Regions from separate parts of the Homo sapiens genome. Here region 2 is linked to region 1. A link is a contact called in ENCODE Hi-C data. All regions are on one chromosome and are shown on one strand. Each heading gives the region's core, a stretch centred on a gene start or an enhancer-like site at or near the end of the contact. The rest is flanking DNA. Distances are from core to core; before and after follow the strand shown.

What was found. Hi-C counts contacts between places; a loop is a spot of excess contacts on that map. Pooled maps may share reads with other maps.
Region 2: a map of PC-3 shows a loop between it and region 1 (3-fold over the local background). The contact joins the enhancer-like site here to the promoter of ARHGEF7-AS1 in region 1. A Hi-C loop is called at or near these places in 2 of 168 maps with a recorded cell type or tissue (MCF 10A and PC-3) and 8 of 50 pooled maps.

The regions. Positions count from the first base shown.
Region 1 is chr13:111,146,978-111,152,164 of GRCh38, forward strand. It overlaps ARHGEF7-AS1 (ARHGEF7 antisense RNA 1), which reads right to left and starts at 1,588. Exons shown (of 3, transcript NR_046516.1): 1 at 1,549-1,588. All of the region lies in intron 1 of ARHGEF7 (Rho guanine nucleotide exchange factor 7), which reads left to right. It overlaps LOC101060553 (a long non-coding RNA gene), which reads right to left. Exons shown (of 2, transcript NR_120398.1): 1 at 3,039-5,187; 2 at 1,220-1,728.
Region 2 is chr13:110,942,167-110,947,463 of GRCh38, forward strand. LOC105370364 (a long non-coding RNA gene) reads right to left here. Exons shown (of 3, transcript XR_931732.3): 3 at 3,290-3,383. Among named protein-coding and RNA genes, the nearest start is that of LINC00431, 21 kb to the right of the region's middle. RefSeq lists an enhancer at 166-415. Within about 2 kb of position 2,290, at least 4 of the 41 ENCODE cell types and tissues checked have a DNase peak (open chromatin) inside an H3K27ac peak, as active enhancers do.

The sequences.
Region 1 (5,187 bases), core at 338-2,837:
AAGCCTGGAGTTTATTACCACGGAGAATTTGGCACAGGATTTCTGAAAAGTGAACTGGGCAGAGTTGTTGGTCACTTGAGGCCTGAGTTTTCTGAATATTTCTGGAGACTACATGAGAAAGCAGACTTCCCCACCCCTTTGAATTGTGAAGGCTTTGCTGATTATAAATAAAGCTATGAACATTGCTGTACATGGCTTTCAGTGGACCTATGCTTTCATCTCTCTTGGGTAAATACCTAGGAAAGGAATTGCCGGTCTTAGGGTAGATGTATATTTAACTTTGCAAGAAACGGCCAGTTTTCTAAGCATACCATTTACACTCCCATTAGTCGTGTCTGGGAATTCCAGTTACTTTACATCCTTGCCAACACTTGATATATTGTCAGCCCTTTCCATTTGATCCATTCTGGTGGGGTGCAGTGTTATCTGTGGTTTTAATTTGCATTTCCCTAATGACTAAAGAGATTGAACTGTTTTTCACGTGCTCACTGACCATTCGTTTGTATAGCTTCTTCAGCGAAATATTAAAGGGACTTTCAGCCATCTTGTTTGTATCACAATATTCCAAACATGTTTTTCCACCACAGCTTCACCCATGATCTCAGCTGCCCTTTTTTACTCGCCATCCTTGAGAACACCCTGGACTGCCAAAATGGCACACCTTTGAGATGCAGTTCCATTTGCCTCTTCACCCTTCCAACTCAGAGGTCACCTTTTTTTTTTTTTTTTTTTTTTTTTGAGACGGAGTCTCGCTCTGTCGCCCAGGCTGGAGTGCAGTGGCGGGATCTCGGCTCACTGCAAGCTCCGCCTCCCGGGTTCACGCCATTCTCCTGCCTCAGCCTCCCAAGTAGCTGGGACTACAGGCGCCCGCCACTACACCCGGCTAATTTTTTGTATTTTTAGTAGAGACGGGGTTTCACCGTTTTAGCCGGGATGGTCTCGATCTCCTGACCTCGTGATCCGCCCGCCTCGGCCTCCCAAAGTGCTGGGATTACAGGCGTGAGCCACCGTGCCCAGCCGAGGTCACCTTTTATGCTGGTTAAGCCTCTAGCCCTGCCCTATCTCTGCAGAATTTAGGTTTCCCTCTGCCATGCTTCTGTAGTGCTGAGTCTACATCTCCGTGGCCACACTTGCCATGCTGTGTGCAAGCTTCTGTGCGTCTCACTCTTTGCATTCACCGTGCTTATGCCATCATCTGCCATGGAGTCTAAGCCCAATATTGCTGGATTAATTTATTACCCATTTCATCCTCCCAGCCACTCTGTGCAAAAAGATGTGTTAGCCTTAAATCAGGGACAAAGGCATAGACCCAAGGGGTCAAGTGACTTGTCCAGTGTGACACAACATATTTGTTATACAGCCAGGCACTACTTACTATAAAGTTTTGACTCTTTGACATTACAGTTTTCCAAACAAGTATGTTTTAGGTACAGTGTTCTTTGACCTAGCTTGCTACAGGTACCCATGTACATGTACAGAAATATTTTTCAAGGGATATGCAGGCACAGGATGGTTTTAAGGGAATCCACTTCCAGACCCTCAACTTACATACACAGTCACCTAAAACTGACTAGCCTTAGAAGGTGCCAAGCCATGGAAGACATGAAGCTGGTTGGGCCGTCCCATCTCCTCTCTCATGATGGCCATTCTCCCAATTCATACAGAAAGGCAGACTTTGCACCTGTCATCTTCCTGAGGTGCACTGCTGCAAGATGGAAAACTTCCAGGCTATGTAACAAAGAGACAATGAGAAATATTGATGGTATTAAGAAGTCAATGACTTTAACGACTGAAATGTTGCTACTCAGGGGTTTCCACTTCTTAGCTTTCACAGAAATCAAAGGAGACCTAATCAAGATGTTAATAAATGATTTAAAATATTTTTAACTTACGAGAGACCATATCTGGACTTTGTCCATGTAACTCAGAAGACTTCAAAGAGTTAAGATATATCATGACAAATCTCCTTGCGTTTTCAAGTATTTATTTTTGTGAACAAAGTTTTTCCGGGTTTGCATAAAAATCCTCCAAGACAGGAAAACAAGCGATGCTGGGCCATACCTCACTCTAGCAAAAAGTGATAGTCATTCAGGGGTAAATTAACAAACTAAAAAAAAAGCCCTATACATTTCATTAAAAAAACCATTTCTGTCCGGGTGCGATGGCTCACGCCTGTAATCCCAGCACTTTGGGAGTCTGAGGCGGGCAGATTGCTTGAGCCCAGGAGTTCAAGTCCAGCCTGGGCAACATAGTGAGACCACTATCTCTGAAAAAAAAAAAGAAAAGAAAAGAAAAAGAAATACACTTCCAGATAAAACTTTGCTTTTTATATGTAATAATTTATAAAAATGGTAACATATTGTTTTCATCATTTGTGTACTCATAATAGTTGTGTTAACTCAGTTCAGAAAAAAATCATAGCAATTAGATTCTTATGGCTTAATACTCTTAAATGTAGAGTCAATTATCATTATTTGTGGTAGTTATGTTCTAGAAAGTTACCTTGATCATTGAATTACTGACAAATGCAACACTGCTCTGAGGAGAAATATAGCGTTAGGATCCACGAAGACTCTGGCCAGAACATTTTGCCAACCAATCAATACATAACCTTGTTTTATGTGTATTTTTGTTTGAAGATAGCTTATTTAATATAAATTTCTTACAAGTACTCATATGCAGTATTTCTTTATAATAAACACTGTGTTTCAGTTACAGCATTATGTACTCCTATGACTGTACTAGTTTAATTCTCAGTCATAAGTACACACATGCACACAATACACATACATATACAGTACTCACATAACACGGAATACTGTGAACATGCTTTATACTGTATAGCACAGTAATAACAAATACATAAAGTCCTGAAAAAAGCATTAAGTGAAGATTAAGCATTTAAAGTTTTATACACATTAACTAAAGTCTTACTGTAATGGAGCTGCAGGATGTGTGATGGTCAGTGAGTGCACTGTGGTTTACCCTATCAACCTTAGCTTGCCCCATGAAAATCAAAAGAGGCTGGTGGAACTCACCCTGCACAAGAGGAAGATGTCAGTAAGAGCAGCACATTGTGATCTGGCAGAGCTACCTTAGGAGTTTGTCTTTTGCAACTTGTTGATGGTGTTGGCAACTGTCTCTCAAACTGGCTAGAAAAATTGGTTCAGCCTTGTCTGCCTGGCTTTTTGCCTCAAATCTTTAAGCATCTCAGAATAAGGGATAAATGCAGTGGAAGTGAGGTGCTTAAATGTGAGGCCACGTTCAAGTACAGGGTCACATTCTTCCATGTCATTGAAAATGTTTTCCAAGGCAGAATTCTATTCTGATATTTTGGCTGCTGTGAGAAGGACAATTCTTGGAGTCTTAGGGTGACTTTCATCCCTGACTATGCTCCCATGTTTTGCCATCTCATCCAGGTTTTTGTTTGTGGGTTCTACTGCCTTCTCTGACAAAATTTCCTCCACATCTTCTTCCTTCATGTCATTGAAACCTTCTCCACTTATTTGCCTTGCAATATGCATTGTTTTTTTACATTGTTTTTTATATTTTCTGAAACACCTTCAAAGCCTTGAAAAGTTTTCACAGAGTCTGGCCAAATGTTTTCCCAGCAGTTATTGATAGTAGCCTGCTTGATGCTGTCCCACGCTGTGCCAACATAATCAATAATGCTGCGTATAGTGAGTGATTTCCAGTAGTCTGTCATGGTGGCTTCCTTGTTGGCGTCAAGAGCCTCACAAGCTTTACAATAAAGTTCCCTCGTGTAGTGTGCCTTGAAAGTTTGTATTATGCCCTGAGGGGCTGGACGAGAGATGTAGTATTGGGGGCATGAAAAGAACTTCTTTGTTGGGGTGAGCATTTTCAAGTTCATCGTGCAATGAACTGGGGCATTATCCAAAATTAATAAGACCCAGAAAGCAAGGTTTTTGCCCTAGAGATATCGTTCAACTTCTGGAATGAAGCAGTGGTGGAACCAATCCCAGAATATTTCAGATACCAGCCATGCTTTTCTGTTCTACCGCCAATGGACTGGCATGCAGTTCAGATTTTTCCCTTTAAGGGCTCATGGGTTTTGGGCTCTGTACACCATCAGAGGTTTGCACTTAAAGTCGCCCTTGGCATTGGTGCACAATAGCAAGGTTGAATGCTTTAAAGTCAGGGGCTCGTGTGACCATTTACATTACATAGGTTCATTTGCCAACATTCTTATAAAACAAGCAGTCTCATCAGCATTGAAAACCTGCTCTTTACCATAACCCTTTAACCCTTTTCACGTATAACACTTAGCAGACATTTTAAAAATTCTTCCGCAGCCTCCTTATGGCAGAACCTGCCTTGCCTGCAAGTTTAAAATTTGATTTCATGCTGTACCGCCTTTTGAAACGTGCCAGCCAGCCTGCACTGGCTGAGAAGGGTTTAATATTTTCCTGACCTTGGGTAACATGGCTGTAAATTTCTTTGGCTTTCAGCCTCACAACAATACTGCTCACTACACTACAAAAGTCCATATATGACTTTTTTTATTGGTTGTCGTCTCATGAATCCACAATTTTAGCTGCTTTTCCATCTTTTCCATAGCTTCATCACACACTATAGATGTTACTTTAGCACTTTCTGGAGCAGCCTCATGTACAGATGTGAATGCACTGTATTGTTGATTCATTAACATTGAACTCATGGCCAACAGCACTATAACTCATGCCCGAACAAAGCTTATCTAACACATGTATTTTCTCTGTTAAGACACATCACAGCCTTCTTGCGCTTAGGGACATTAGACAGCATTTCAGCACTACGTTTGGGGGCCATTTGAAACAGAAATCACCATCGGAAAGCATAGAAATTTGAAAAATGTGACACTAAGTAGAGTGAGAAGAGGACATATGTTTACAGAATGAGAACTAAAAAAAAAAGGCAGAGCATGGCCTTATTCAAGCACAGCTGGGAACGTGTACATAAGGTGATCCAAATTTTTCACTGTTCTGCTTGTGTCCATATATGACTGAGAGTGCTTCAAGTATTGATTTTTGGGTTACACATAATTTTTAGCCAAGTAGCTGAGTTCATAAATACAGACTCTTTGAATGATGATTGACTGTATTTGTAGAGGTTACTTGCCAAAAAAGAGTGTGTTTCAAGCATAAAAATAGACTATATGAGGATACAACTTTTTGGGTGAAGTGGAAT
Region 2 (5,297 bases), core at 1,040-3,539, 200 kb before region 1:
TATAAGATTTAGGGGTAGAACAGGAAAGGAAAAGGTCAAGCACACTTGTTCAACCTATAGCGAGATAATGAAAGAGAATTTGTATATTTTGTCTTTTATATGGCTTGGCTGTTTCCCCACCCAAATCTTATCTTGAATTTGTAGCTCTCATAATTCCTATGTGTTGTGGGAGGGACCTGGTGGGAGATAATTGAATCACGGGGGCAGTTTCCCCCACACTGCTCTCAGGGTAGTGAATAAGTCTCATGAGATTTGATGACTTCATAAGGGGTTTTCCCTTTCACTCATTCTCTCATTCTCTCTTGTCTGCAGCCAGGTAGGACATGCCTTTCACTTTCTGCCATGATTTGAGGCCTCCCCAGCCACATGGAGCTGTGAGTCCATTAAACCTCTTTTTCTCTATAAACTATCCACTCTCAGGTATGTCTTTATCAGCAGCATGAAAACGGACTAATACAGTCTTATCTGGGGTCAGTATGGTGTCAGAGCATTCCCTGGGGGAAAATTGATTCCATCAAAATATCCTGATTGGCAAACAATGATGCGGTCATGATTTTAAGAAATTTAGTGGGGAGATTGTGGCTTCTGGATTGGAAGGCCTGGGCTGGAATGTTGATCCCCACTGACCACTGGCCACATGATGGTGTGACGGTGAGTAAGTTGTTGGTTATCTCTGAGTCCTCAGTCTTCCTCATATAAAGTGGAGGTGATGTCTATCTAACAGCACTTTTGTGAGGATTCAGTGATGTAATGTGCATGGGAACAATTCATCAATCACAAAAAATGTTTCTTGGAAGTCAAGTATAAAGCCAAAAGACAAAGAAAATAATTCACATTGAAATAGTCACTTTTTGAAATATCCAGTTGTTGAGGGGAGAGCTGAGGAAAAACTAAAAATTAAAAAAAGAACAACAACAAAAATGAAGTCCAGATGTGGTGGCTCATGCCTGTAATCCCAGCACTTTGGGAGGCCAAGGTGGGTGGATCACCTGAGGTCAGGAGTTCGAGACCAGCCTGGCCAACATGGCAAAAACCTGTCTCTACTAAAAATACAGAAATTAGCTGGGCGTGGTGGCGGGTACCTGTATAGTCCCAGCTACTTGGGAGGCTGAGGCAGGAGAATCGCTTGAAGCTGGGAGGCAGAGGTTGCAGTGAGCCGAGATCACACCACTGCACTCCAGCCTGGGTGACAGAGCAAGACTCCGTCTCAAAAATAAATAAATAAATAACTAAATAAACAGTGAAATATCCATTTGTTGATCCATTTATTGATAAACAATTATGGAATGGTTTAGTAGAAATAGGATAGTGTTGGGCATCAGAAATATTTGCATCCTGCCCTGCTACCGACTTACTGGAAGGGCAAACAAAGGACTGAGGGATTCGAATCAGAGACTGTTTTTACTGGAATAGCCCTTCCAGGCCTTTCATGCAACCCCTTGTGTCCAGATGAGAAAACTGAGGCAGCGACTAGTGACTCACTAGTTACTGAGTAAGTCAGTAGCAGGACATCATGGAAAGAGGTGATGGGACATTTTTGTCTTTTCAGAAGAGAGCACAGCTGGAATTACAAATAAAATGGCATCATTTGATTCCATTTCTAACCGCCTTTGGAATGGTGTTTTGGAAAGAACACCAATCCATTGCTAAGACTGTCCCTAGGGAACAAAAGTTCTCTATCTAGAGATGTTCTAAGATACGATCATGAACTTCTCCTGCCTTTCTGGAGAAATGGGAAAAATCACACACTTTAATGTAAATAACACCCCCCAGCCTGATCATATCAATGTGTTGAACAGAGGTAGGTACAGCTTGTCTACAGCCAGAACCAGTTTGCATACAAAAACTTGCAACAAGCTGACAGTTGCTGAAAGAAAGGTTCTTGTTTCCCAGAGAATGTTGGTGAGTCGAGTCCTTTGCAGGTGAAATACTGATGACAGGGTTTATCTCTACAAGTCTTTGCCAGCTCCCCAACGACCTTCCATTCTCTCTTCACCATAACTTTTTCCCTTTTGATAAACTGGAATTTCAATGCATTGAAAATTTCTTGAAAGTGAGTCATTTCCTGGGAATTGGAAAGCGTTTTGTTTTTTGTTTTGTTTTGTTTTGTTTTCCTCTGTAGAGACTTTGGTTTCCTTCAGGGCTGACATTCAAAATACTGTTAACAACCTTTGAGTTTGGCCCCTGGTCGTGACTAGCCTGACTACACAGAGGCAGAATATGAGCCCTGGCTTTCTGTGACACTCAACCCAGACACTTTGGTAATGCTGTTCCCTCTCCACACCACAAAAGCGCAAAGAGCCCTTGCTGAGCACCAGGAGGCAGTGGTGTTCTCTGTGTGCACACATATTCTGCACCTGTGTATGTGTGTTTTGCAATGTGCTGCAGTAGGAAAGGGTGAGAGGGCAGACTTTCCTAGACTCTGTTCTTAGACATAATCCATCACGGGCTGTGATGGTGAATCTTATGTGTCAACTTGACTGGGCCACAGGGTGCCTGTGATATCCTGAGATATTCAGTCAAACATTCTCCTGGGTGTGTCTGTAAGGGTGTTTTGGGAGAGATTCGCATTTGAGTGTGTAGCTTGATTGTAGCAGACGGGGCTCCCTAGATGGGTGGTGGGTGTCCTCCAACTCTGAAAGCCTGAACAGGACAGAGGCTGGCTCTGCTCTGAATACACGGAACTCCTCCTGCCTGCCTGCAGCTGGGACATGGGCTGTTTCCTGCCTTAAGACTGGAACTGAAACATTAGCTCTTCCTGAGTCTCCAGCTTGTAGACTCTGCAGGTCTTGGGACTTGTCAGCCTCCATAATCACATGAGCCAATTCCATATTATAAATATCTCACACACACGCACATACACACACGCATATATTCACACACACAAATACACATGCACACACACACCACACATACACTCACGCACACACATCCACACACACGCACACACACATGCACACGCACACACACATGCACACGCACACATACACGCACATCCTATTAGTTTCCCTAGAGAACGCTGACAAATACGCAGGCTCTGAGGTTATGTTTCTTCAAAGCTTATGCTATCAGACAATAGCAAGCTTCGAATGCTGTTATTTTCCAGAGTTAATTAGGTTTTCATCTCTTTTTATTAAGGAAAAAAACCATGTTGCCTCTAACTTAATATTTAAATATGTTTATTTTGTTTGTCATCCTTAGAATAAGACAGTTTTCCTTTATACAGAATGTTCCATAATTCGGCGTCTGCCCCAAGGGTGGGAGTGAGTGGAGAGTGCAGGCTCTGCCGGCGGCCCTAGTCCTAGCCTGGCGTGGCGTCCGCCTGTAGTAACTGGCTCTCAGTACACTTTCATGCAGCTTTCTCTTCTGCTTTAGATGATCTCCTGTTGGAAAGAACAGAGTTTCTTGAGAAACTGGGTGTTTCATTAACTGTTCTTAGAGCCTATGTTTCAGACCCACCGTGGCTCACTCCACCAATAAGCATGGGCTGTGAGGCTGACGGGTGTGGCTGGTAGCATTAGACTCCCCTTCTTTGAGTGTCCACGCCCCACACAGATGCCTTCTTAGGGCTGCACAGGGTGGCCTTCCCCAGGTGCAGGGGGTGAGTACCAAGCGCTCCCTGTGTGCCGGGCCCTGCACTCAACCCTCTGCAGACAGCATCTCCTTCCATCTCCTCAACACCCAGTACAGGTGCTGTGATTATCCCACTTTGAAGATGAAGAAGGCTTAGGATGCGCGGTCATTTGCCCAAGGTCTTCCCAAGGTCACACAGCTCATAGGGGCCAAGTTGGGATTGGAACCCAGGTCAGACCGGCTCCAAGCCTGTGCTCCAGCCCCACCCAGCCCCCAACAGAGCCTGATCCTCTGGCTCTATGAGTGGGTGTGGGGCTCAGGGAGCAGAATTCTTGCTTTCAGTTTCCCAGGAAGGCGCTGGGTGACTGGAAGGAGAGACAGGGAGAGGCACCTTGAATGGAATGAGGCCGGTTGGTCATCTGAGTGGGAGGTGCTGGGATGGCCCCTGGGGGTGCTCCGGGTGTGCTAGGATTCAAGAGGCCCAGAGAGGGCCAGGCTGGCATGGGCATGGGGGTGGGGGCTCAGATGAGCCTGGCAGCGTGCAGTGTGAGGGGAGATGGGCACCAGCAGGATTGGGGGGACACCAGGGGACAGGAGGAACTGAGCCCTCAGTTGTGGAGGGAGGGGAGAGCCCTGTGGATGTGTCCGGGGCAGGAGGACGGAGGGGGCGCTGGCTGCGTCAGGCTGCCTTTGGCTCTCCTGTGGGGCCACCCTGTCCAGTGTCATTTCCCCTGCATTCTCCCTCAAAACCCATTGACAACTCCAAGCTTGGCGGAGCTGGGCTGGTCCTCCTCCTCCTCCCCTCACAGCGGCCGGCTGTGGATCTCATTCCTGGGATGTCAGTACCAGGAGGTTGGGGACTCCTGGTTCTTCACTGTCCAACATTGCCAGGGCTCTGGAAGTCCCCACTGTCACCTCCGGGGCTTCTGTTGCCGACGGCCACACCTAGAGGTGCTGGTGACGTACAGGAGCTTCATCAGTGCAGAGGCCCCTGTCTTTTGCTGTTAGAGTTATAGGAGAATTTGTGGTTCTCCCTGCAGAACAGTCAAGTCCCAGGGAACTGGAATCTTGACAAGGTCAATCATGAAATTGTATCTAAAGCAGCAGAGGTTGTCCTGGACAGCAGCACAATCTGGGAAATTGGCTGTAGCTTGAACGACCGCTCACTGCCCTTTCTACACCGCGTGTGTTGGCCTGGTCCCTGCTGCTGGGGCACGAGCAGACCTTGTGGCCTGGGGTTTTGTGGTCCTGGGACTGACACTGGCCTGGCAAAGTCTGAACATGGGGGGCTAGGGGCCCCACTTCAGAGAAGCTCCTGGCCTGTGCTCGATGACAACTGGTGTAGCAGGGAGGTCTCCAGCGACGCTTCCCGGGACCGTCCTCTTCGGCATTTTAACAAAGGACGAGCTGGCCGGCTTCCCACGCTTGTGGACAGTGAGGGGCTGGGAGCAGCAGCCGACAGGCTGGATGGAAAAGTCAGAACCCCAATGCTTTAAGAGGGGACAGGGAGGCCCACCTAACTGTTCTCTAGCAGGTAAGCTCCCAGGCAGGGCTCTCTGTTTTATGTAGAAACCCCAGAGCCTAGGACAGTGCCTGGCACGTGGTGGGTGCTTGGGAAGCACCAGTGGAGGTGAGTGAAGGTGACAGGGTCTCAATGTCTGGCTCTGTGCTCGGGCTATGAAAAGCCAGCCATGTGGCTCGGCAATGGCTCATTTGCCAAAGTC